Regions from separate parts of the Homo sapiens genome. Here region 2 is linked to region 1. A link is an interaction called in ENCODE POLR2A ChIA-PET data of the cell type or tissue named here. Cell type or tissue: A673. All regions are shown on one strand. Each heading gives the region's core, and the rest is flanking DNA. Links, peaks and the distances in the headings are about the cores only. Region 1 overlaps TUBA1B-AS1 (TUBA1B antisense RNA 1). Region 2 holds the start of TUBA1C (tubulin alpha 1c).

Region 1 (17,439 bases), core at 8,426-10,925:
GTTTCACTATGTTGGCTAGGCTGGTCTTGAGCTCCTGACCTCAGGTGATCCACCCACCTCAGCCTCCCAAAGTGCTGGGATTACAGGCGTGACCCACCACGCCCGGACTGTTTCACTTTCTTATCATTCATGTGTTCACTGGAGTAGCACTTTTAATTTCCTTTGAGAACTTTTCCTTTGCATTCACAATTTGGCTGTTTAGCACAAGAGGATTAGCTGTTAGCCTCTCTCAGAGACCACTGTAGGGTTATTAATTGGTCTGATTTCAATGTTGTTGTGTCTAATTTAACAGGGAGGCATAAGAAGAGGGAGACAGGAAATGGCTGGTCAGTAGAACAATCACAACACACACATTTATATATTAAGGTCACTGTCACGTGATCTTATGTTTGTGGCACTCCAAAACCATTACAATAGTAACATCAAAGATTACTAATCACAGATCACCATAACAAATACAATAATAATAAAAAAGCTTTTTTTTTTTTTTTTTTTTGAGATGTCGCTTTGTCTCCCAGGCTGGAGTGCAATGGCACGATCTCGGCTCACCACAACCTCCGCCTTCTGGGTTCAAGCGATTCTCCTGCCTCAGACTCCCAAGTAGCTGGGATTACAGGCGTGTGTCACCACACCCAGCTAATTTTGTATTTTTGGTAGAGATGGGGTTTCGCCATGTTGGCTAGGCTGGTCTTGAGCTCCTGACTTCAGGAGATCCGCCTGCCTTGGCCTCCCAAAGTGCTAGGATTACAGGTGTGAGCCACTACACCCAGCCTGTAATGAAAAATTTTTATATATTATGAAAATTACCAAAATGTGACACAGAGACATGAAGTGAGCAAATGCTGTTGGAAAAATGGTGCTAACAGACTTGCTTGATGCAGGGTTGCCATAAACCTTCAATACGTTTTAAAAAAAAAAAAGAAAGAGAAAACTCTCATCATCTGTGAAGTTCAGTAAAGTGGGCCAGACACAGTGGCTCACACCTGTAATCCCAGCTACTTGGGAGGCTGAGGCAGGATAATCCTTGAACCAGGGAGGCGGAGGTTGCGGTGAGCCAAGATTGCGTCATTGCACTCCAGCCTGGGCAACAAGAGCGAAACTCTGTCTCAAAAAAAATAAAAAGGGCCGGGCACGGTGGCTTAAGCCTGTAATCCCAGCACTTTGGGAGGCCGAGGCAGGCCGATCACTTGAGGTCAGAAGTTCGAGACCAGCCTGGCCAACGTGGTGAAACACTGTCTCTACCAAAAATACAAAAATTAGCCGGGCGTGGTGGCAAGTGCCTGTAGTCCCAGCTACTTGGGAGGCTGAGGCAGGAGAAGAGATTGAACCCAGGAGGCAGAGGTTGCAGTGAGCCGAGATCACACGACTGTACTCCAGCCTGGGCAACAAGAGCGAAACTGTCTCAAAAGAAAAACAAAACAAAACAAAACAAGTTCAGTAAAGTGAAGTGCAATAAAGTAAGGTATGTCTGTGTATCTTTTTACCTCTTCAATGTTTGAACCATGGGAACTTTACCTATTCAAAAAATATGTGTAAAGTTTTGCTTTCAAGTCTACTGCTTTTATTAATTACATGTTTTTTGTTTGTTTGTTTCTTTTTTTGAGACAGAGTCTTACTCTGTTGCCCAGGCTGGAATGCAGTGGCACGATCTTGGCTCACTGCAACCTCCACCTCCCAGGTTCAAGCAATTCTCCTGCCTCAGCCTCCCAAGTAGCTGGGACTAAAGGCACATGCCACTACGCCTGGCTAATTTTTTGTATTTCAGTAGAGATGGGGTTTCACCGTGTTGCCCAGGCTGGTCTCAAACTCCTGAGCTCAGGCAATCCACCGCCTCAGTCTCCCAAAGTGCTAGGATTACAGGCGTGAGCCACCATGCCTGGCCAGCAATTACATGTTTGTATATATTTTTATTTATTTTATTTATTTATTTATTTATTTTTGAGACAGAGTCTCGCTCTGTCACCCAGGCTGTAGTGCAGTGGCGTGATCTTGGCTCACTGCAAGCTCCACCTCCTGGGTTCACATCATTCTCCTGCCTCAGCCTTCTGAGTAGCTGGGACTACAGGCGCCTGCCACCACGCCCGGCTAATTTTTTTTTTTTTCTTTAGTAGAGAGGGGGTTTCACCGTGTTAGCCAAGATGGTCTCGATCTCCTCACCTCGTGATCTGCCCGCCTCGGCCTCCCAAAGTGCTGGGATTACAGGCATGAGCCACTGTGCCCGGCTACATGTTTTTATAAATCCATTCAGTCAACTGTCTTCTTAGTGACTCTACAGTATCTTCTTCTATTTCACAAATGGTGACACAATGGCTTTAGCAAAATATAAATCCTGGTTAAACCCAATTCACTATCAGGTTTATACCTTCTCCTGAGCAGGTAAACCTGACTAGGGAAAAATACAACCCAGATGACTGATCTCATTTTATATTTACAACCACAGATGTCTGAATGACCTACTACCTCTCCCTACTTAATTTACTCTACCATTCAGAGATAACTATTTCACAAATTCTCTCTCCACAAACTTCCCACATTTCACACATTCTCTCTCCACAAACCTCCCACACTCCTTCCCCAATCCTTACATTTAGCTAATGATCTCCCCATCCCTGTTTCACTGAAGAAGAAAAAAAAAAAGAAAAACATCAGAAGACAAAACTTACACAGTCCCACTACCACATCAGTTATGACTTACAATCAGCTGTAAATAACAGACACAAACACACACTCAACAAAAGAAAAAGAAAAATAGGAAAAAAGATCAGTGTGGCTTAAACAAATTGCTTCATTTTCTCCCATAATGAGACGTCCAGGGGGAGGCAATGCAGGGCTTGACAGCTCCATGTTGTCATCAGGCACCTAGACTCTATCTTCCTCCATCCTTAGCATATCATATGGCATAAGGTTGCTTTATTATCGTAAGAAGATTACTAGAACTCCACAGGACCCCAGCCATCTTGTCCATGTTCTAGGCAAAAAAAAAAAAAAAAAAAAAAAAGAAAAAGAAAGGGCCAATGACACTAGCTCAATCTTATCAATCCTGTTTTAGAAACTTTATCAGCAGCCCCACCAAACAACTTCCACTAACATTTCACCAGAACTTAGTCACATGGACCCCATCAGTTGGAACAGAAGCTGGGCACCCTGTTCCCAAAGAAATCAGGGTTCTGTTACTAAGGAAAAGAGGGAGAATTAGGAAAGATTACCTATTTTGTTCTTCTTTTTTAAAGATGAGGTTTAGCGGCTGGGCACGATAGGTCACATCTGTAATCCCAGCACTTTCGGATGCTGAGGCGGGCAGATCACGTGATGTCGGGAGGTCGAGACCAGCCCGACCAACATGGAGAAACCCTGTCTCTACTAAAAATACAAAATTAGCCAGGTGTGGTGGCACATGCCTGTAATCCCAGCTACTCGGGAGGCTGAAGCAGGAGAATCGCTTCAACCCGGGAGGTAGAGGTTGCGGTGAGCCGAGATCACGCCATTGCACTCCAGCCTAGGCAACAAGAGCGAAACTCCGTCTCAAAAAAAAAAAAAAAAAAAAAGGATGAGGTTTTGCTATGTTGCCCAGACTGGACTCAAACTCCTGGGCCCAAAGGATCCTCCTGCCTTAGCCTCCCGAGTAGCTGAAAGGCACCACTGTATGCCACCATCCCTGGCTGAAATTACCCATTTTCTAGTTCACTGCAGTAGAGGAGAAAAACAGAAATAATCAGAAGAGAAATTCCACAGATTCCACCACTAAATCTAACTGCCAACCGATTAATCGCTCCTCGAATTCTGGCTTCCTCCTGTGTGTCAGCAGGTGAATACTGTGCTCCTTTCCAAGGTGAACCCCTCCATGGTGCACTGGGTGCCTTTCCATTTCACTACTCTAAAGCTTTGCTCCTTTTCCCCACAACATGGATTTTACCTTTTGTTTTTTTTTTCTCATTAGCAAACAAATATTCTAAAATAGCTCCCACCTTAGAAACAAAAACAAAAAGAAAACCCCGCCTTTTATTGAACATCCCTATCCAGCTCTCCTGGTTATTACTCTTCTTTCTAACCCCTTAAAGCAAAAATCCTCAAAAAAGTTTTTAAATTCTCCTTCCTCCACTTCCTTGTCATGAATCATCTCTTGAACTTACACCAATAAGGCCTTAATTCATCCTTACTGCTCCACTGAAGCCACTCTTGCCCAGGTCACCAGTGAAATCTAACAGCTGATTCTCAGACCCCATGTTACCCAGCCTCCCAGAAAGCACAGTTCAAAAAGCAGAGTTATCACCTGCTCCTGCTTGAAACACTTTCTTCATTTGGTTTCCAGAATACTAAACTCTTCATTATTTTCTTTCTTCTATTTTTTTGGAAACACGGTCTTGCTCTGTTACCCAGGCTGGAATGCAGTGGCGCGATCACAACTTACTGCAGCCTTCACCTCGTGGGCTCCTATGTCAGCCTCCCAAGTAATCGGTACTACAGGTGCACACCACCACGCCTGGCTAATTTTTGTATTTGTTGTAAAGAAGGGATCTCCCTGTGTTGCCAGAGCTGGTCTCTAACTCCTGGGCTCAAGCAATCCTCCCACCTTGGCCTCCCCAAGTGCTGGTATTATAGGTGTGAACCACTGCACCCAGGCCATTATTAACTTCCAACATCACTGTCTGCTCCTTTTACTTTACACTACTAGATCCTGTTCCTAATTTTTATAAGTTAGAGTGCTCTGGGGTTCAGTCCTTGGACCTCTTCCTTTTTTTTTTTTTTTTTTCAGACAGTCTCGCTCTGTTGCCCAGGCTGGAGTGCAATGGCACAATCTCAGCTCACCACAACCTCCGCCTCCCGGGTTCAAGCGATTCTCCTGCCTCAGCCTCCCAAGTAGCTGGGACTATAGGCGCATGCCACCATGCCCAGCTAAATTTTGTAATTTTAGTAGAGACGGGGTTTCACTATGTTGGCCAGGCTTGTCTCGAACTCCTGACTTTGTGATCCGCCCGCCTGGTCTTCCCAAAGTGCTGGGATTACAGGCATGAGCCACTGCGCCCGGTTGGATCTCCCCCGTTCCCCAGGTGATCTTATCCACTTTCTATACTGATGACTTCTAAATTTATCTCCAACACGACCTCCCCTCTGCACTTTTTAACCAACTATTACTGCCTAATCAACATCTCTACTTATATTTAACCCACTGCATCTCAAACTTAACATGTCCAAAACTGAACTTTTGATTCTTTCCATTTCTCTACACCTGTTCCTCCTTTAGTATTCCCCAGTGTTGCTCAGACCAAAAATCTAGGGGTCATGACTGACTCCTCTCTTTCTTTCTCACAGCCAACTTCTTAATAAATCCTGTCAGTTCTGTCTTCAAAATATACTCAGAAGGCTGGGCGTGGTGGCTCAAGCCTATAATCCCAGCACTTTGGGAGGCCAAGGCAGGCAGATCACGAAGTCAGGAGATCAAGACTATCCTGGCTAACACGGTGAAACCCCACATCTACTTAAAAAAAAAAAAAAAAAAAATTAGCCGGGCGTGGTGGCACACGCCTGTAGTCCCAGCTACTTGGGAGGCTGAGGCAGGAGAATCACTTGAACCTGGGAGGCAGAGATTGCAGTGAGCCGAGATCACACCACTGCACTCCAGCCTGGGTGACAGAGCAAGACTCCATCTCAAAAACAAAACAAAACAAAACAAAACAACTCACATTTCCACCACTTCTTACCACCTCAACAATATCACCTTGATTCAAGCCACTATCATCTCTTATTTGCATTACTGCCCATTCCCTTCTAGTTCATCTTCCTTCTTCCACTCTTAACCTCCTGTGGTTTACTCTCACAAAAGCCAGAGCAATGCTCTTAAAACCTAAAATAGAACATGTCACACCTTTGCTCAAAACTATCTAATAGCTTCTCATTATTTTTAGAATAAAACACAAAATCTCTCCATGCCTAATAACACTATTACATGAGCTAGACCCTGGCTACCTCTCCAATCTCATTTCATAACGCTCTCCCCCTCACTCACTACTCTGCTCTGGCCTCATTGACCTTCTTGTTACTGCTTTGAAAAGATATACACATCCAGTTTCCAGACCAGCAGAAAAGAAGCTCGGAAGTCACCACTCCATGATAACAACAAGTAAAAGCTGAACAAACTAAAAAATCAACAGCTCCTTTTTTTTTTTTTTAACTGCTCCATGCAGAGCAGGGCTAAGTCATAGGCAGTGCATCTAGAGCTGCCAACAACTCTTTATAGATCTGTAGGAGAAACTAGATAAAAAAAGTAAAGGAGGCCGGGCGCGGTGGCTCACGCCTGTAATCCCAGCACTTTGGGAGGCCGAGGCGGGTGGATCACAAGGTCAGGAGATCGAGACCATCCTGGCTAATACGGTGAAACCCCGTCTCTATTAAAAATACAAAAAAATTAGCCAGGCATGGTGGCGGGCACCTGTAGTCCCAGCTACTTGGGAGGCTGAGGCAGGAGAATGCCGTGAACCTAGGAGGCAGAGCTTGCAGTGAGCCGAGATTGTGCCACTGCACTCCAGCCTGGGCGACAGAGCGAGACTCTGTCTCAAAAAAAAAAAAAAAAAAGTAAAGGAGGCTGAGCATAGTGGTTCATGTCTATAATCCCAGGCCTTTGGGAGGCCAAAGTGGGAGGATGACTAGATGCTAAGAGTTCAAGCCCAGCCTGGGCAACATGGCAAGACCTCATCTCTACAAAATTAAAATTAAACTTTTTTTTTTTAAAGTGAAGGAGCTGGGCAAGGTGGCACACCTATAGTTCCAGTTACTTTACAGGCTGAGGCAGGAGGATCCCTTGAGCCCAGGAGTTCAAGGCTGCAGTATATGATTATCACATCTGTGAATAGCCACTGCACGCCAATCTGGGCAACATAGCGAGGCTTCATCTCTACAAAAAAGTAATAAAAAAGAAATAAAAGGCTGGGTGTGGTGGCTCATGCCTGTAATCCCAGCACTTTAGTAGGCTGAGGCAGGTGGATCACTTGAGGTCAGGAGTTCAGGACCAGCCTGGCCCACATGTTAAAACCGCATCTCTATCAAAAAATACAAAAATTGGCTGGGTGTGGTGGCGTATGCTGTAGCCCCAGCTACGCGGGAGGCTGAGGCAGGAGCGTTACTTGAACCTGGGAGGAGGAGGTTGCAGTGAGCCAAGATCACACCACTGCACTCCAGCCTGGGTGACAGAGCGAGACTCCGTCTCAAAACAACAGAAAAAGAAATAAAAGAGAGGACATAATTACAGATTCCATGAACATTAAAGGGAAAATAAAGGAAAACTCTATGTGCACAGATTTGATAACCTAGATGAAATAGACAAATTCCTTGAAAGACACAATCTGCCAAATTCACATAAGAAGAAAGACAATTTGAACAGCTCTATATCTATTAAAGAACTGAATCGGCTGGGCGCGGTGGCTCATGCCTGTAATCCCAGCACTTTGGGAGGCTGAGGTGGGCAGATCATGAGGTCAGGAGATCGAGACCATCCTGGCTAACACGGTGAAACCCCATCTCTACTAAATATACAAAAAATTAGCTGGGCATGGTGGCACGCACCTGTAGTCCCAGCTACTCGGGTGGCTGAGGCAGGAGAATTGCTTGAACCCAGGAGGCAGAGGTTGCAGTGAGCTGAGATCGCGCCACTGCACTCCAGCCTGGGTGACAGAGCGAGACTCCGTCTCAAATAATAATAATAATAATTGAATCAATAATTAATAACCTTCCCAAACAGAAAGCACCAGGCCCAGATGGGTTAACTGATGAATTCTACCAAACATTTATTTATTTATTTTGAGATGGAGTCTTGCTCTGTTCCCCAGCCCGGAGTGCAGTGGTGCAATCTTGGCTCACTGCAACCTCTGCCTTCTGGGTTCAAGTGATTCTCCTGCCTCAACCTCCTGAGTAGCTGGGATTACAGGCGTATGCCACCATGCCTAGCTAATTTGAATTCTACCAAACTTTTAGGGGAAACATTATCCCAATTTTATACCATCTCTTTAAGAAGAAAGAAGCAGAGGGATTATTCCCTAACTCATTCTATGAGATCAGTGTTACCGTAATACCAAAACCAGACAGATACTACAAAAAAAAAAAAAAGAAAAAAGAAAACTACAGACCAATATTTGCATGGACATAGATGCAAAAATCCTTAATTAAATATCAGAAAATCAAATCCAACACTGGATAAAAAGAATTATATACCAAGACCAAGTGGAATTTATCCCAGGTATACAAGGCTGGTTCAACATTTGAAAATGAATAAGGCCAGGAGCAGTGGCGCATACCTATAATCCCAGCATGTTGGGAGGCTGAAGTGGGACAATCACTTCAGCTCAGGAGCTCAAGACCAGCCTGAACAACGTGGCAAGACCTCATCTCTACAAAAAATTTAAAAATTAGCAGGGTGTGGTGGCATACACTTGTGGTCCTAGCTACTCAGGAGGCTGAGGTGAGAGGATCGCTGAAGCCCAGGAGACCGAGACTGCAGTGAGCTATGTTCATGCCACTGCACTCCGGCCTGGGTGACAGAGCAAGACCCTGTCTCAAAAAAAAAAGAAAGAAAAAGAAAAGATCAATTAATAAAATCCATCAGATCAGCAGTCTAAAGAAGAAAAAGGCCAGGTGCAGTGGCTCATGCCTGCAATCCCAGGACTTTGGGAGGCCGAGACAAGCAGATGGCTTAAGGTCAGGAGTTCAAGACCAGCCTGGCCAACATGGTGAAACCCTGCATCTGCTAAAAATAAAAAAAATTTGCCAGGTGTGGTGGCGTGCGTCTATAATCCCAGCTAATCCAGTGGCTGAGGCACGAGAATTGTTTGTACCAGGGAGGTGGAGGTTGCAGTGAGCCAAGATGGTGCCACTGCACTCCATTCTGGGCAACAGAGCAAAACTGTTTAAAAAAGAAAAAAGAAAGAAAAATCACATAATCATATCAACATATGCAGAAGAAGCATATGACAAAATCCAACACTCATTCATGATAAACTCTCTTGATAAACTTAGAGGGGAACTTTCTCGTCTTGATCAAGAATGTCTACAAAATCCCTACAGCTAACACTATACTTAAAAGTGAGAAATTAGAAGCTTTCTCACTAAGATTAGGAACAGGCAAGCATGTCCCTTCTCACGACTCCAGCAAGACTTATTTTATTCACTGTTATATCAACCCAGCACTTATAAGGAGTACCTGCCATGGTAAGCTCTCAATACTTGTCCAATAAGTAAATAAATAAAAATAGACACCATACTGTTTTCTCTATATTTAATACAATGGACACTTTCTAGTCTTTACCCTATTTAACCTGCAGGATTTGACACTGCAGCATTTGACACTGTACTCGCTTGAAACTCTTTACTTGGATCGTAAAACCCCCAGTTCTTCCTCTTTGATCATTCTTTCTCAGACTCCTTTTGTTTATTTGTTTATTTATTTTTGAAACGGAGTCTCGCTTAGCCGCCCAGGCTGGAGTGCAGTGGTGCGATCTCAGGTCACTGCAACCACTGTCTCCCAGGTTCAAGTGATTCTTCAGTCTCAGCCTCTTGAGTAGCTGGGATTACAGGCACCTGCCATCATGCCCAGCTTTAGTAGAGATGGGGTTTCAGCATGTTGGCCAGGCTGGTCTTGAACTCCTGACCTCAGGTGATCCACCTGCCTTGGCCTCCCAAAGTGCTAGGATTATTGCGACCGGCTCAGACTCCATTTTTTTTTTTTTTTTTTTTTTTTGAGACAGTCTCGCTCTGTTACCCAGGCTGGAGTGCAGTGGCACAATCTCGGTTCACTGCAACCTCCGCCTCCTGGGTTCAAGCAATTCTCCTGACTCAGCCTCCTGAGTAGCAGGGACTACAAGTGCACGCCACCATGCCTGGCTAATTTTTGTATTTTTTTAGTAGAGACGGGGTTTCACATGTTGGTCAGGATGGTCTTGATCTCCTGATCTTGCGATCCACCTGTCTCGGCCTTCCAAAGTGCTGGGATTACAGGCATGAGCCACCATGCCCAGCCACTTTTTTTTTTTTTTTTTTGAGATGGAGTCTCACTGTTGTTGCCCAGGCTGGAGTGCAATGGCGCAACCTCAGCCTCCTGGGTTCAAGTGCTTCTCCTGTCTCAGCCTCCCAAGTAGCTGGGATTACAAGCATGCGCCACCATGCCCGGCTAATTTTGTATTTTTAGTAGAGATGGGGTTTCTCCATGTTGCTCAGGCTGGTCTCGATCTCCTGACCTCAGGTGATCCGCCTGCCTTGGGCTCCCAAAGTGCTGCAATTACAGGCGTGAGCCACTGTGCCCAGCCCCAGACTCCTTTTATAAGCTCATTTTCTCCACTTTAAATGTGATCATTCTTTCAATTCCTTACTAAGGCCAGGTTCTCTATCTACTTCAGGGTTCTCTATTAATACCACCACGTTCAGCCGGGAACGGTGGCTCACGCCTGTAATCCCAGCACTTTGGGAGGCCAAGGCGGGTGGATCATGAGGTCAGGAGTTCCAGACCAGCCTGGCCAACATGGTGAAACCTTGTCTACATTAAAAATTCAAAAATTAGCTGGGCACGATGGCAAGCACCTGTAATCCCAGCTACTTCGGAGGCTGAGGCAGGAGAATTGCTTGAACCCAGGTAGCAGAGGTTGCAGTGAGCCGAGATTTCACCACTGCACTCCAGCCTGGGTGACAGAGTGAGACTCCGTATCAAAAAGAAAAAAAAAAAAAAAGAAAGAAAAGCACTACTTTCCTAGCTCTACACATTCCCCCTGAGAGGTCTTACCATTCCCGTAGTTTAATTACCATTTTAATACTGAAGGTTCAAAATCTGTCTCTCTCTCCCCTCTCCATATCTGCAAGTATGTCTGCCTAATGGACATCTCTAAGCATATGTACTACCGACACTTAAACCTCAAAATGTGTTAAAAACTGACCTTTTCTTACTTCCCGCCCACTTCTTTCTTCAATATTTTGATCTCAGTGAAAAGCACCACGATTCACGTGGTTATTTAAATGAGAAACCTTTGCTGGTCGCAGTGGTTCACATCTGTAATCCCAGCACTTTGGGAGGCCGAGGTGGGCGGATAGCTTGAAGTCAAGATTTCGAGACCTGCCTGGCCAACATGGTGAAACCCGGTCTCTACTAAAAATACAAAAATTAACCAGGCGTGGTAGCACATATCTGTAATCCCAGCTACCTGGGAGGCTGAGGCAGGAGAATCACTTGAACCTGGGAGGCAGAGGTTGCAGTGAGCCAAGATCGTGCCACTGCACTCTAGCCTGGGAAACAGAGTGAGACTCTGTCTCAAAAATAAATAAATAGATAGATAGATAGATAAATAAAATAAATGAGAAACCTACAAAATAACCTCCATTCCTTACTTTACCTCACAACCCATATCCAATCAATCACAAGGTTCAATATTAAACAAAAATTACATATTAAGCACCTACTATGTGCCAGGTATTGTTCTTGTCTCTAGGGATAAAGCCTGCTTGCATTGGCTTACATTATAAGGACATTTACTGTTTCCTTTATTCATTAATATTTATTTAGTTTCTTTAATTTATTATTTAATTAATAAATGTGGAGATAGGTTGGTTTTAAGGTTAGGTCGATAGCTTCACAATATCAGACCACTGCACTGAACTGGCATCTTTATGATTCTCTTTGCATTAGACCCTCAAGGACTGAAGTTGGCTCTAGGCATCATATCTTCAAAGAACATTTCCAAAGGCAGAAAGCAAAGGGAGAGGGGTGAAACAAAAGGGACTTCCTCAACGGGGTAATCTCTTTTTATCAGAGAAGAAAATCATTCCCAGAAAGTCCTCAGCTGACTTGCCTCTTTATGTCCCATTGGTCAGAATCAGGTCCAATCATGAAGGAAACTGAAAAAGCAAGTATCTGGCAAAGGGAAACAAGGTTGCATTTATTTGTCCCCGGGGACTGAGCACACAAATACCCTTTAAACAGTGGCAGATAAAGGAGGCTGTCTTAGCAAGGAGGAATGGAAGAAGGTAGTTTTTGGAAGGGCAACCAAGACTGACTTCCACAAAAAGAGACATGGAGTTTACATAAAAGAAGAAACTTTAAACAAGTAAATAAATGTACAAACAAGGTAATTTCAGATTCTGTAAGAGCTGTGAAATAAGAGTGGTGTGATAAAAAGTAGTGGGCATATTTTGAAAGTAAATTGACAACATGAACTAATGGGACTGAATGTATGAGAAAAAGGTGATTCCAAGTTAACACTGATTCCCATTCATAAATGAAGCTTGAGAAAGATAATTAAGGGTCTAAGGTCATACCACTATTAACTGACAAAGCTAGAATTGAATCTAGTCCTATCTGACACCACCGAAGTCAATTTTCTATTTTTTTCCCTTTTTTTTTTGGTTTTTTTTTTTTTTTTTTTTTGAGATAGAGTCTCACTCTGTCACCCAGGCTGGAGTGCAGTAGCATGATCTCTGCTCACTGCAACCTCCACCTCCTGGGTTCAAGCGATTCTCGTGCCTTGGCTTCCCAAGTAGCTGGGATTATAGCCACGTGCCACCAGGGCCAACTAATTTTTGTATTTTTAGTAGACGGGGTTTCGCCATGTTGGCCAGGCTGATCTCTAACTACTGGCCTCAAGTGATCCACCCGCCTCGGCCTCCCAAAGTGCTGTGATTATAGGCCTGAGCCACTGCACCCAGCCCAAAGTCAATTTTCTTTCCCCAGTACCATCTATCTGTGGAAAAGCAGATGTAAATTTATAATATTGGGATAAATAAGAATGAAGTTCAAATATTTATAAATAGTTAACACTTGGTAAATTGTTGCCATTTGTTATTTTGTTTTTACTTGTAGAGCTAGTGAAATGAACAAAATATTTTGTAAATTTCTGTGTCTAAACCACAATATGGAAACTATCAAAAACAGTTACCCACTGCTTAGAACAGTAGCAAATGGCCATGATACTATGTAGCAAAAATGAGAATAACTCTAATTGCATCACAGGGTTTCCCACTACACCAAAGACTCAAAGCAAACAGTTGCAGGCCTGAAAGAGTACAACAAAAGAAAGGCCTATATAATCAATTAAAATGTGCAGACAGACTGGGCACAGTGGCCTGTACTGCAATCTCAGCAGTTTGGGAGGCCAAGGTGGGAGGATCGATTGAGCCCAGGAGTTCAAGACCAGCCTGGGTAACAATGAGACTCCACCTCCACAAAAATAAAAAATTAGCCAGGCACAGTGGTGCTTGCCTGTAGTCCCAGCTACTGAGGAGGCTGAGGTGAGAGGATCGCTTGAGCCTGGGAGGTGGAGGCTGCAGTGAGCCATGATCATGCCCCTGTAATCCAGCCTAGGCAACAGAGTGAGATCCTGTCTTAGGGGAGGAAAAAAAATGTCAAGACAGTAAATACTACTGTGTTTATGTTCCAGACATAGATAACTACTATTTACTCGTGTGTGTGTGTGTGTGTGTGTGTGTGTGTATAGGTATGTATAATAAATAGAGGCTGAGCATGGTGGCTCATGCCTATAATTAATCCCAGCACTTTGGGAGGCCAAGGTGGGTGGATCACTTGAGGTGAAGAGTTTGAGACCAGCCTGGCCAACATCGTGAAACCCCATCTCTACTAAATTACAAAAACTAGCCAGGTGATGGTGGTGCACATCTGTAATTCCAGCTACTAAGGAGGCTGAGGTGGGAGAATCGCTTGAACCTGGGAGATGGAGGCTGCAATGAGCTGAGATGGCACCACTGCACTCCAGCCTTGGCAATACAGCAAGACTCTGTCTCAAAAAAAAAAAAAAAAAAAACAGAGGCCGGGCATGGTGGTTCACATCTGTACTCCTAGCACTTTGGGAGGCCAAGGCGGGCAGATCACAAGGTCAAGAGTTTGAGAACAGCCTGGCCAATATGGTGAAACCCTATCTCTACTAAAAATATATATAAAAAAAATAGGCTGGGTGCAGTGGCTCATGCCTTTAATCCCAGCACTTTGGGAGGCCGAGGTGGGCGGATCACCTGAGGTCGGGAGTTCGAGACCAGCCTGACCAACATGGAGAAACCCTGTCTCTACTAAAAATAAAATACAAAAAATTGCTGGGCGTGGTGGCGCATGCCTGTAATCCCAGCTACTTGGGAGGCTGAGGCAGGAGAATCGCTTGAACCCAGGAGGTAGAGGTTGCAGTGAGCTGAGATCACGCACCATTGCACTCCAGCCTGGGCAAGAAGAGCAAAACTCCATCTCAAAAAATAGATAGATAGATAGATAGATAGATAGACAGACAGACAGACAGACAGACAGACACACAGATGTAAAATTAGCCGGGCGTGGTGGCGCGTACCTGTTTTCCCAGTTACTCACTTGGGAGGCTGAGGCAGGAGAATCACTTAAACCTGGGAGATGGAGGTTGCAGTGAGCCAAGATCATGCCACTGCACTCCAGCCTAGGAGACAGAGCGAGACTCTGTCTCAAACAAACAAACAAAACAAATAGACCTGGCCGGGCACGGTGGCTCACGCCTGTAATCCCAGCACTTTGGGAGGCCGAGGCGGGCAGATCACGAGGTCAGGAGATCGAGACCATCCTGGCTAACATGGTGAAACCCCGTCTTACTAAAAAAATACAAAAAATTAGCAGCCGGGCATGGTGGCGGGCGCCTGTAGTCCCAGCTACTTGGGAGGCTGAGGCAGGAGAATGGCATGAACCTGGGAGACAGAGGTTGCAGTGAGCTGAGATCGCGCCACTGCACTCCAGCCTAGGCAGCAGAGTGAGACTCCGTCTCAAAACAAAAAACAAAAAACAAATATACCTATGTAGGTTAAGTATGGATTTTTTAAAAAATCAGACTTTCCTGTCAGGTACTAAAGAGGAGGCAGGCTGGGCATGGTGGCTCATGCCTGTAATCCTAGCACTTTGGGAGGCCGAGGCGGGCAAATCATTTGAGGCCAGGAGTTCGAGACCAGCCGGGGCAACACGGCAAAACCCCCTCTCTGCTAAAAATATAAAAAATAGCCAGGTGTCGTGGCACATGCCTGTAATCCCAGCTACTTGGGGGGCTGAGCCACAGGAATTGCTTGAACTCACAAGGCAGAGGTTTCGGTGAACTGAGATTGTGCCACTGCACTCCAGCCTGTGCAACAAAGCAAGACCCTGTCTCAAAAAAAAAAAAAGAAAGAAAAAGAAAAAGAAAAAAAGAAAAGGAAAAAGAGGCAAAATACATTTATCATTATTCAATATTATTCTGGCATAAAAATGTGTTACAGTTGGGTGTGGTGGCTCATGCCTGTAATCCCAGCACTTTGGGAGGCCGAGGCAGGCAGATTACATGAGTCCAGGAGTTTGAGACCAGCCTGGGCAACATGGAAAAACCCCATCTCTACAAAAAAAAAAAAAAAAAAAAAAATATATATATATATATATATATATATAAAATATAAAAATATATATAATATAAAAATAAATATATATATAAATATATATATATATTTTTTTTTTTTTTACTCCTCCAATACTGGGCAGGGCTATGCCCATTGAATCATCAGAACATCGCCAGGTGTGCGGATCACAAGGTCAAGAGAACGAGATCATCCTGGCCAACGCGGTGAAACCCCATCTCTACTAAAAATACAAAAATTAGCTGGGCACGGTGGCACGTGCCTACAGTCTCAGCTGCTCGGGAGGCTGAGGCAGGATAATTGCTTGAACCTGGGAGGCAGAGGTTGCAGTGAGCTGAGATTGTGCCACTGCACTCCAGCCTGGCGACAGAGCGAGACACCATCTAAAAAAAAAAAAAAAAAGAATCAGCTGGGTGTGGTGGCTCACACCTGTAATCCCAGCCCTTTGGGAGCCCAAGGTGGGCGGATCACCCGAGGTCGGGAGTTGGAGACCAGCCTGACCAACACGGAGAAAGCCCGTCTCTACTAAAAATACAAAATTAGCTGGGCGTGGTGGCGCATGTCTGTAATCCCAGCTACTCAGGAGGCTGAGGCAGGAGAATCGCTTGAACTTGGGAGGCAGAGGTTGCAGTGAGCCAAAATTGTGCCATTGCACTCCAGCCTGGGCAACAAGAGTGAAACACTCTCTCTCAAAAAAAAAAAAAAAAAAAAAAAAAAAAAAAAAATCAGACAGAACATCATGCAAATATGGACCTCCCCTGGCTCCCTAGAAACCAACTGCAAATTCTCTTTTTTTTTTTTTTTTTTTGAGACAGAGTCTCGCTCTGTTGCCCAGGCTGGAGTGCAGTGGCATGATCTCGCCTCACTGCAAGCTCCGCCTCCCAGGTTCACACCATTCTCCTGCCTCGGCCTCCCGAGTAGCTGGGACTACAGGTGCCCACCACCACACCTGGCTAATTTTTTGTATTTTTAGTAGAGATGGGGTTTCACCGTGTTAGCCAGGATGGTCTCGATCTCCTGACTTCGTGATCCGCCTGCCTCAGCCTCCCAGAGTGCTGGGATTACAGGCATGAGCCACCGTGCCCAGCCCACCAACTGCAAATTCTTATAAGAGAATCCTGTCCCAAAGATCAACGTCCACTGTCAGCAGGAAGAAGTTACAAAAAATGACCTTCACCCTTCATCTCCCCTTAAGATTAGAGTAGTAGAGGAGAAGAGTAAAGGAGGTATTATGTTAGGGAAACAGGAACATAAGAGTTAGGGTAACATGGCCACGTACGGTGGCTCACGCCTGTAATTCCAGCACTTTGGGAGGCCGAGGTGGGCGGATCACCTGAGGTCAGAAGTTCGAGACTAGTCTGGCCAACATTGTGAAATCCCTTCTCTACTAAAAATACAAAAATAATCTGGGCATTGTGGCAGGTGCCTGTAATCTCTGCTACTTGGGAGGCTGAGACAGGAGAATCGCTTGAACCCACGAGGCAGAGGTTGCAGTGCGCCAAGATCACGCCATTGCACCCCTGCCTGGGTGACAAAAACAAAACTGTGTCTCAAAAAAAGAAAAAAGGGCTAGGATAACACAATTTCAAAATCAATTCTAAATTTAGACTAGCAAAGCCTATTCCTTACCAGATACAACCCATGGTCATAAGATGTTTACAGCTAAGGAAGCAGTTTATTAATGCTGGCAAGGACAAACTCCTATGACAACAAAATGTTCGGATGTCCCAATATCACATAACAATATACCCTTTTTTTTTTTTGGAGATGGAGTTTCGGTCAAAAAAATAAAATGAAATAAAAAAGAAGTTTTCTTTTAGTTTGATTACTCTGTGAAACCTGAGGTATTTATTATCAAGAACCTAAAAAAACAAGCCCTCAAATACTTCCCCATTCACAACAGGGGAATACACAGACAGATAAAAGCTAATAGTTTTAGGAAGGTATCTGGGGAGACATATAGGCCCACGGGAGCAAATCCCTGCAGTGGCGGCTCTGATAATCTGCAGAGAGCTAGAAGGGAGGTTCTCCCCTCCCCCAGAAAAATCTATCCCAAAACCATAAACTACA
Region 2 (6,124 bases), core at 1,222-3,721, 130 kb before region 1:
TCAATGCACAGGGCAGACTCTCGCCTACCAATTACACCAGTTAAGCCTCCTGTGAGCACAGTAATGACAAGGACAAATGCAATTGTTTTGGTAGGCAATAAACCTCACGTTCCAGAACCCTAAATAGCTACTAGGTTTATTTGTCCTAAAGGCAGGTCCCTGATTTTCCAAGTCAGTGCTTATAACTAAAGCTTAGGGTTTTTTTTGTTTGTTTGTTTTTTTGAGATGGAGTCTCACTCTGTCGCCCAGGCTGGAGTGCAGTGGCACGATCTCGGCTCACTGCAAGCTCCGCCTCCCGTGTTCACGCCATTCTCCTGCCTCAGCCTCCCTAGTAGCTAGGACTACAGGCGCCCACCACCACGCCCGGCTAATTTTTTTGTATTTTTAGTAGAGAGGGTTTCACCATGTTAGCCAGGATGGTCTCGATCTCCTGACCTCATGATCCGCCCACCTTGGCCTCCCAGTGCTGGGATTACAGATGTCAGCCACCGTGCCCAGCCTAAAGCTTAGTTTTTAAGCATCGGAAACATCAGTCCAGTTTTGCTGGGAAGACTACGTAAACATCTGAGAAAGTATGAAGCCATGAATGATGAGGCTATTCTATTTTAGAATGGAGCAGTCATGGCTGGGCTTAATACAATGTGATTTTCTTGACAAGTTACTCTGCCCAGACCATCATGCTTGATCTCTGGTTAATTACTTACAAGCTGCCCACATGCCTAAGGAGCAAAGAGTCATCTGATTGCCAGGCTCTTAATTAAAGTGATCCAAACAGCACACTTCATAAGGAAGCTCCCGACTCCACTTTCAGCAGTACTGGAAGTTTCCAGTATTGGCTGTTTCTTGTCAGTGTGACACTGGCTTCTTGTTCTCTGAACTTTCTGTATTGACATGAAGGAACCATCCCAGATTTTTAAAAAATGACTCTGATCAATTAGTTACATGTAGAAGTCAGCTACCTACTCACTCAGTATGACTAAGATGACCTCAAAAGGGGTGTCTCAGCTTGAAGCAAAATAGGCTAAAGAGCACTTACTTCTACCCCATAGTTGTCCCATAAATCCAAGATCATCTGGTTCAGAAATCCAATTAATTTAGTGAACAGATACATTTTAGTTGCAATGCAAATAGTCTCATTTTAGTTGCAAAGAATGATTTCTGTAGTTTGGTCTCAGAACTGCAAAAGAAACTCTCATCCCACTTTATTTAAAGTACTATACTTACCAGCTTGCGAATTCGGTCCAACACGAGGTCAATGATCTCCTTGCCAATGGTGTAGTGCCCTCGGGCATAGTTATTGGCAGCATCTTCCTTGCCTGTGATGAGTTGCTCAGGGTGGAAGAGCTGGCGGTAAGTGCCAGTGCGAACTTCATCTGGAGAACATGATGGGGGAGGAGGAGGAGGGACAAGGAGCGGGGAGGGAGAGTGGGTGAGTGACCAGCGGAGCCCCCCCAGGACAGACCTCCTGTCCCAGCACCCTGGGATCTCACTTGGGTTACTGAGGTCAACTCACCAATGACTGTGGGTTCCAAGTCTACAAACACTGCCCGGGGCACATGCTTGCCAGCACCCGTTTCACTGAAGAAGGTGTTGAAGGAATCATCTCCTCCCCCAATGGTCTTGTCACTTGGCATCTGGCCATCGGGCTGGATGCCGTGTTCCAGGCAGTAGAGCTCCCAGCAGGCATTGCCAATCTGGACACCAGCCTGGCCAACGTGGATGGAGATGCACTCACGCTGTGGGAGGAAGAAAGGAAAATGTCAGGGTATAATACATCAGATGGGACATTTAGGAATGATTCACACCTAATGACTGATTAACCTTCAAGACAGATAACTGGCTGGGCGCAGTGACTCACACCTGTAATCCCAGTACTTTGGGAGGCTGAGGCAGGTGGATCACCTGAGGTCAGGAGTTTGAGATCTGCTTGGCCAACATGGCAAAACTGCATCTCTACTAAAAATACAAAAAAAATTAGCCAGGCATGATGGCGCACACCTGTAGTCCCAGCTACTTGGGAGGCTGAGGGAGGAGAATCACTTGAACTCAGGAGGTGGAGGTTGCAGTGAGCTGAGATCACACCACTGCCCTCCAGCCTGAGTGACAAGATATTCCATCTCAAACAAAAAAAGATAACCATCTTTCAGCAGGCCACTCCTGCTCAGGGACTATAATTTCAAAAGCAAAAATCTTTGAAGACCTAATTCAGCAAAAGTGCCTTGGAAAACCAAAGATGTGTTCATGAACTACTCGGCAAGACCAGACAGTTGCTTTGTAGCCACAGTAGATATGATTCCTTAAACTAAGGCAAAATTCCCCTTTCCAGCTCTGATTCATTCTCTGAATGATTGTGTAACTACTGAGCTCATTCTGGTCCCGCTTTAATCCTATTCTTTAGGAGACAAAAGCTTCTCTCTCCCTCCTTTAAAACCAGCTTAAACCAGCAAACTATAGCCATGACTCATGAAGAAAATGCTGGATAAGCAGCAGTTAGCTGTATTTTAAAAACTGTGGTCAGAGGCAGCTTTTTAACCAAGTGGAAGAATCTAATCTATAGGAAGAACGTTTTTCCTTCACCGTCAAAACATCTCCGGAAGAGGGAAGACCATAATAATAAAGGCTAGAAATGTTACCAAGACTTTACTGATAGGTTAAGAAATTAGTTGTTTCTGGCTCACACCTGTAATCCCAGCACTTTGGGAGGCCAAGGTGAGCAGATCACTTGAGGTCAGGAGTTTGAAATCAGCCTGGCCAACATGGTGAAACTGTCTCTATTAAAAATACAAAAAAAAAAAAAATTATGGTAGAGCACAGTGGCTCATGCCTGTAATCCCAGGACTTTGGGAGACCGAGGTGGGTGGATCATCTGAGGTCAGGAGTTCAAGAACAGCCTGGCCAATATGCTGAAACCCCATCTCTACTAAAAATACAAGAATTAGCCAGGCATGGTGGTGCGCGCCTGTAGTCCCAGCTACTCGGAAGACTGAGGCATGAGAATCACTTGAACCCAAACCCAGGAGGTGGCGGTTGCAGAGATCTCGCCACTGCACTCCAGCCTGGGCAACAGAGGCAAGACTCTGTGTCTGTGTCTGTGTGTGTGTGTCTCTCTCTCATAGATATATATTTATGAGGTGGACCAAGTTAATTTAGAAAGGCCAGAGGGGCCAAAGCAGAATATGGTTAGAAATTACCAAACCCACACCTGCTAAGTAAAATAAGGGAATAAACATAGAATCTGTACACACAGACTTAACAGGAAAACAAAAAGGGTGTTTGGCATTTCATCATAAGTCAGATTAGCCACTTTGGAGACTGGCAGAGCACTAAGTTCTCAAAGGACCTGGTCTCATAAGCCAAGAGATAATAAAAACCCTAATTACTCACAACCTTTGACCTCCTTCCCACCTACACTCCCCATGAAACAATCAAGGTCTCTTAACCACATCAGCAAGCTCAGTATCACCTGGGTCTACTCACCCAGCTCCAGGGGTGTGGGAGAACAGGAGTAGTTTGTTCTAATTAGCCCATGACTATTTACCATTGCATCATGTTTACCTTTTTGAGAAAAAGTCTCGCTCTGTCGCCCAGGCTGGAGTGCAGTGGAAACTCCGCCTTCCAGGTTCAAGCGATTTTCCTGCCTCAGCCTCCCAAGTAGCTGGGATTACAGGTGCCCACCACCATGCCTGCCTTATTTTCGTATTTTTAGTAGAGATGGGGTTTCACCATGTTGGCCAGGCTGGTCTTGAACTCCTGACCTCGGGTGATCTACTCACCTCGGCCTCCCAAAGTGCTGGGATTATAGGCGGGAGCCACCACGCCCGGCATCATGTTTACCTTTAACTGGACTTTGGAAACGCCCAAGCCCCAAAAAGCTGGAGATAACCAGATACCTGATCATGATGGCCCCCAGGCCCAAGGAGATAAAGTATCTGAGAAGATCCACTCATTCTAACAAATGCTTCTTCTGTTTAAATGCCGTTTCTATTTTGCGCCCGCAATTTTTCTTTCATTGCTCAGTCTAAACTGCCTTCTTGAAGCTTAGCAGGCAGTCAGCGGCCACTGACTTACCCTCCACTCTCCCCTGGCCACGTGGGAGAAAGTGAGGCACAGGTGGAGTCAATTGGTCTAGTGTTAACTGGATAAGCAGCTCTTACCTCTCGTTAAAAAACAAGAAAATTTAACCAGTGTTCACCTAAACCAGTCCGCTGCCGCTCTCCTGCTTTTTAAAGGGTCTCACTACTTTGTGAATCCCACTTTTACCAGTATCTTTTTGGTACTGCTTGAAAAGAAGCAATAAGTTGTTACAGTGCGACATATACATGTATTTACATTTGATTTTTATATTTAAATTCATGTACGTATTTTTGAGATAAGGTCTCGCTGGAGTGCAGTGGTGCGATCTGGGCTCACTGCAGCTTCCACCTCCCGGGATCAAAAGATCCTCCCACCCCTGCCTCCCGAGAAGCTGGGACTACAGGCACGCACCACGACGCCCAGATAATTTTTGTATTTTTAGTATAGACGGAGTTTCACCGTGTTGCCCAGGCTGGTCTCGACCTCCTGAGCTCAAGCGGTCCTCCCGCCTCGGACTCCCAAAGTGCTGGGATTACAACCATAAGCCATCGCGCCCGGCCTAAGATAGTTGTTTTCAATACTTCTGGAAGCTTTATAGAAAACACTCAAGTTACGTATAATTTCACGTTTCTTGAAAACTGAACTAAGAACACGTGGTACTAGTTTACTCTGGGGTTTGCGGGTTTTTTTTTGTTTTTGGACGGAGTCTTGCTCTGTCGCCCAGGCTGGAGTGCAGTGGCGCGATCTCGGCTCACTGCAAGCTCCGCCTCCCGGGTTCACGCCATTCTCCTGCCTCAGCCTCCCGAGTAGCTGAGACTACAAGCGCCTGCCACCACGCCCAGCTAATTTTTTTTTTTTTTTTTTTAGTAGAGACGGGGTTTCACCGTGTTAGCCAGGATGGTCTCGATTTCCTGATCTCGTGATCCACCAGCCTCAGCCTCCCAAAGTGCTGGGATTACAGGCGTGAGCCACCGCGCCGGGCCGGGTTTGCGTTTTTTTGAGACAGTTTCGCTCTGTCGTCCAGACTGGAGTGCAGTAGCGCGATCTCGGCTCAGGGAAACCTACGCCTCCTGGGTTCAAGCGATTTTCCTGCCTCAGCCTCCCGAGTAGCTGGGATTACCGGCGCGCGCCACCACGCCCAGCGTTTTTTTTTGTTTTTTTTTTTTTTTAAAGTAGAGACGGGGTTTCACCATGTTCGCCAGGTTTGTCTCGAACAAGTGCTGGGATTACAGGCGTGAGCCACTGCGCCGGGCCAACTCTGGTTTTATAAGAAAATATCCTTTTGTGGACGTGTTTTTAAACCCGGCTTAAGTAGAAAGCTTCAGCTATAAACCTACCACTAGATTAACACCAGAAATGCAGGATTAGGCAACGTGAAAGTTAATTATTCCCTTCCAAGGAGGTGCCTGCCTCCATTCTCAAGTGGACTGGCGCAGTTGGAAGCTCTCCCCAGGGCAGGGCCACAGGTGACTCAGCAGCGAGTCACTGGGCGCTGGAGAGGGGGAGCCAGGAAGTGCTGCACCGTCGGTGCGGGAGCGCACGAGGGCCTCCGGGGCCCAGTTTGTAAGGCAGTAGGAAGGAGAGGTCGCTTGAGAAAACGTGGGGAGGGATTTTTAGTTTAAGTTCTTGGAGGCCAATGAGCAGGCTCCCTGACCTTCCTCCCTAGGGCAGTAGCGGGCCCTGCGGGGAAAGCCCTCACTAGGATCAAGAGGGCTTTCCATTTCCACTGATGGCCGCACCCGGGCCAGGTTTTCCGGCCCGAACTGGTGTCTGCCAAGTGAACTCGACCTTCCAGCCCGGCCGCCACAAGCCAGGTTAACCGGAGGGGCCCGGGGTAGTCTGGAGCTGTCCTGGGCGCGGCCCGAGGTGCAGGCAGTAGTTTCCGGGCCCGCCGTCCCCTGGGACGCGCACTCTTCCCCAGCCCCGAGGGAACCCCACTCACCATGACTAGAACTTGAAGGGGTCTGCGGCGGTGAAGGAGGCGAAGGGACGGCAACAAGGATCTCCCACTAACAGACTACCAAGGAGTCCGGGGGAGAAGTAGTGAAAG

Evidence for each region. ChIA-PET counts read pairs that join two places held together with the same protein. Peaks named below come from ENCODE experiments on the same cell type or tissue, not always from the same donor. Only the 100,000 strongest peaks of a DNase experiment are listed, where the experiment ranks them.
Region 2: POLR2A ChIA-PET joins it to region 1 with 13 read pairs; 28 of 35 experiments call an interaction of 5 or more read pairs at or near these places.

Annotation. Positions count from the first base shown.
Region 1 is chr12:49,133,192-49,150,630 of GRCh38, reverse strand. It overlaps TUBA1B-AS1 (TUBA1B antisense RNA 1), which reads right to left. Exons shown (of 2, transcript NR_183484.1): 2 at 2,768-2,968. Among named protein-coding and RNA genes, the nearest start is that of TUBA1B-AS1, 10 kb to the right of the region's middle. In A673, for the core only: no CTCF peak of the experiment used is centred there; no DNase peak of the experiment used is centred there.
Region 2 is chr12:49,265,077-49,271,200 of GRCh38, reverse strand. TUBA1C (tubulin alpha 1c) reads right to left here and starts at 6,119. Exons shown (of 4, transcript NM_032704.5): 1 at 6,017-6,119; 2 at 1,514-1,736; 3 at 1,225-1,373. The coding sequence starts at 6,019. RefSeq lists silencers at 5,490-5,703, 6,058-6,124 and an enhancer at 5,768-5,927. In A673, for the core only: no CTCF peak of the experiment used is centred there; a DNase peak (open chromatin) is centred at 2,410; H3K4me3 peaks cover 1,666 bases; H3K27ac peaks cover 1,977 bases.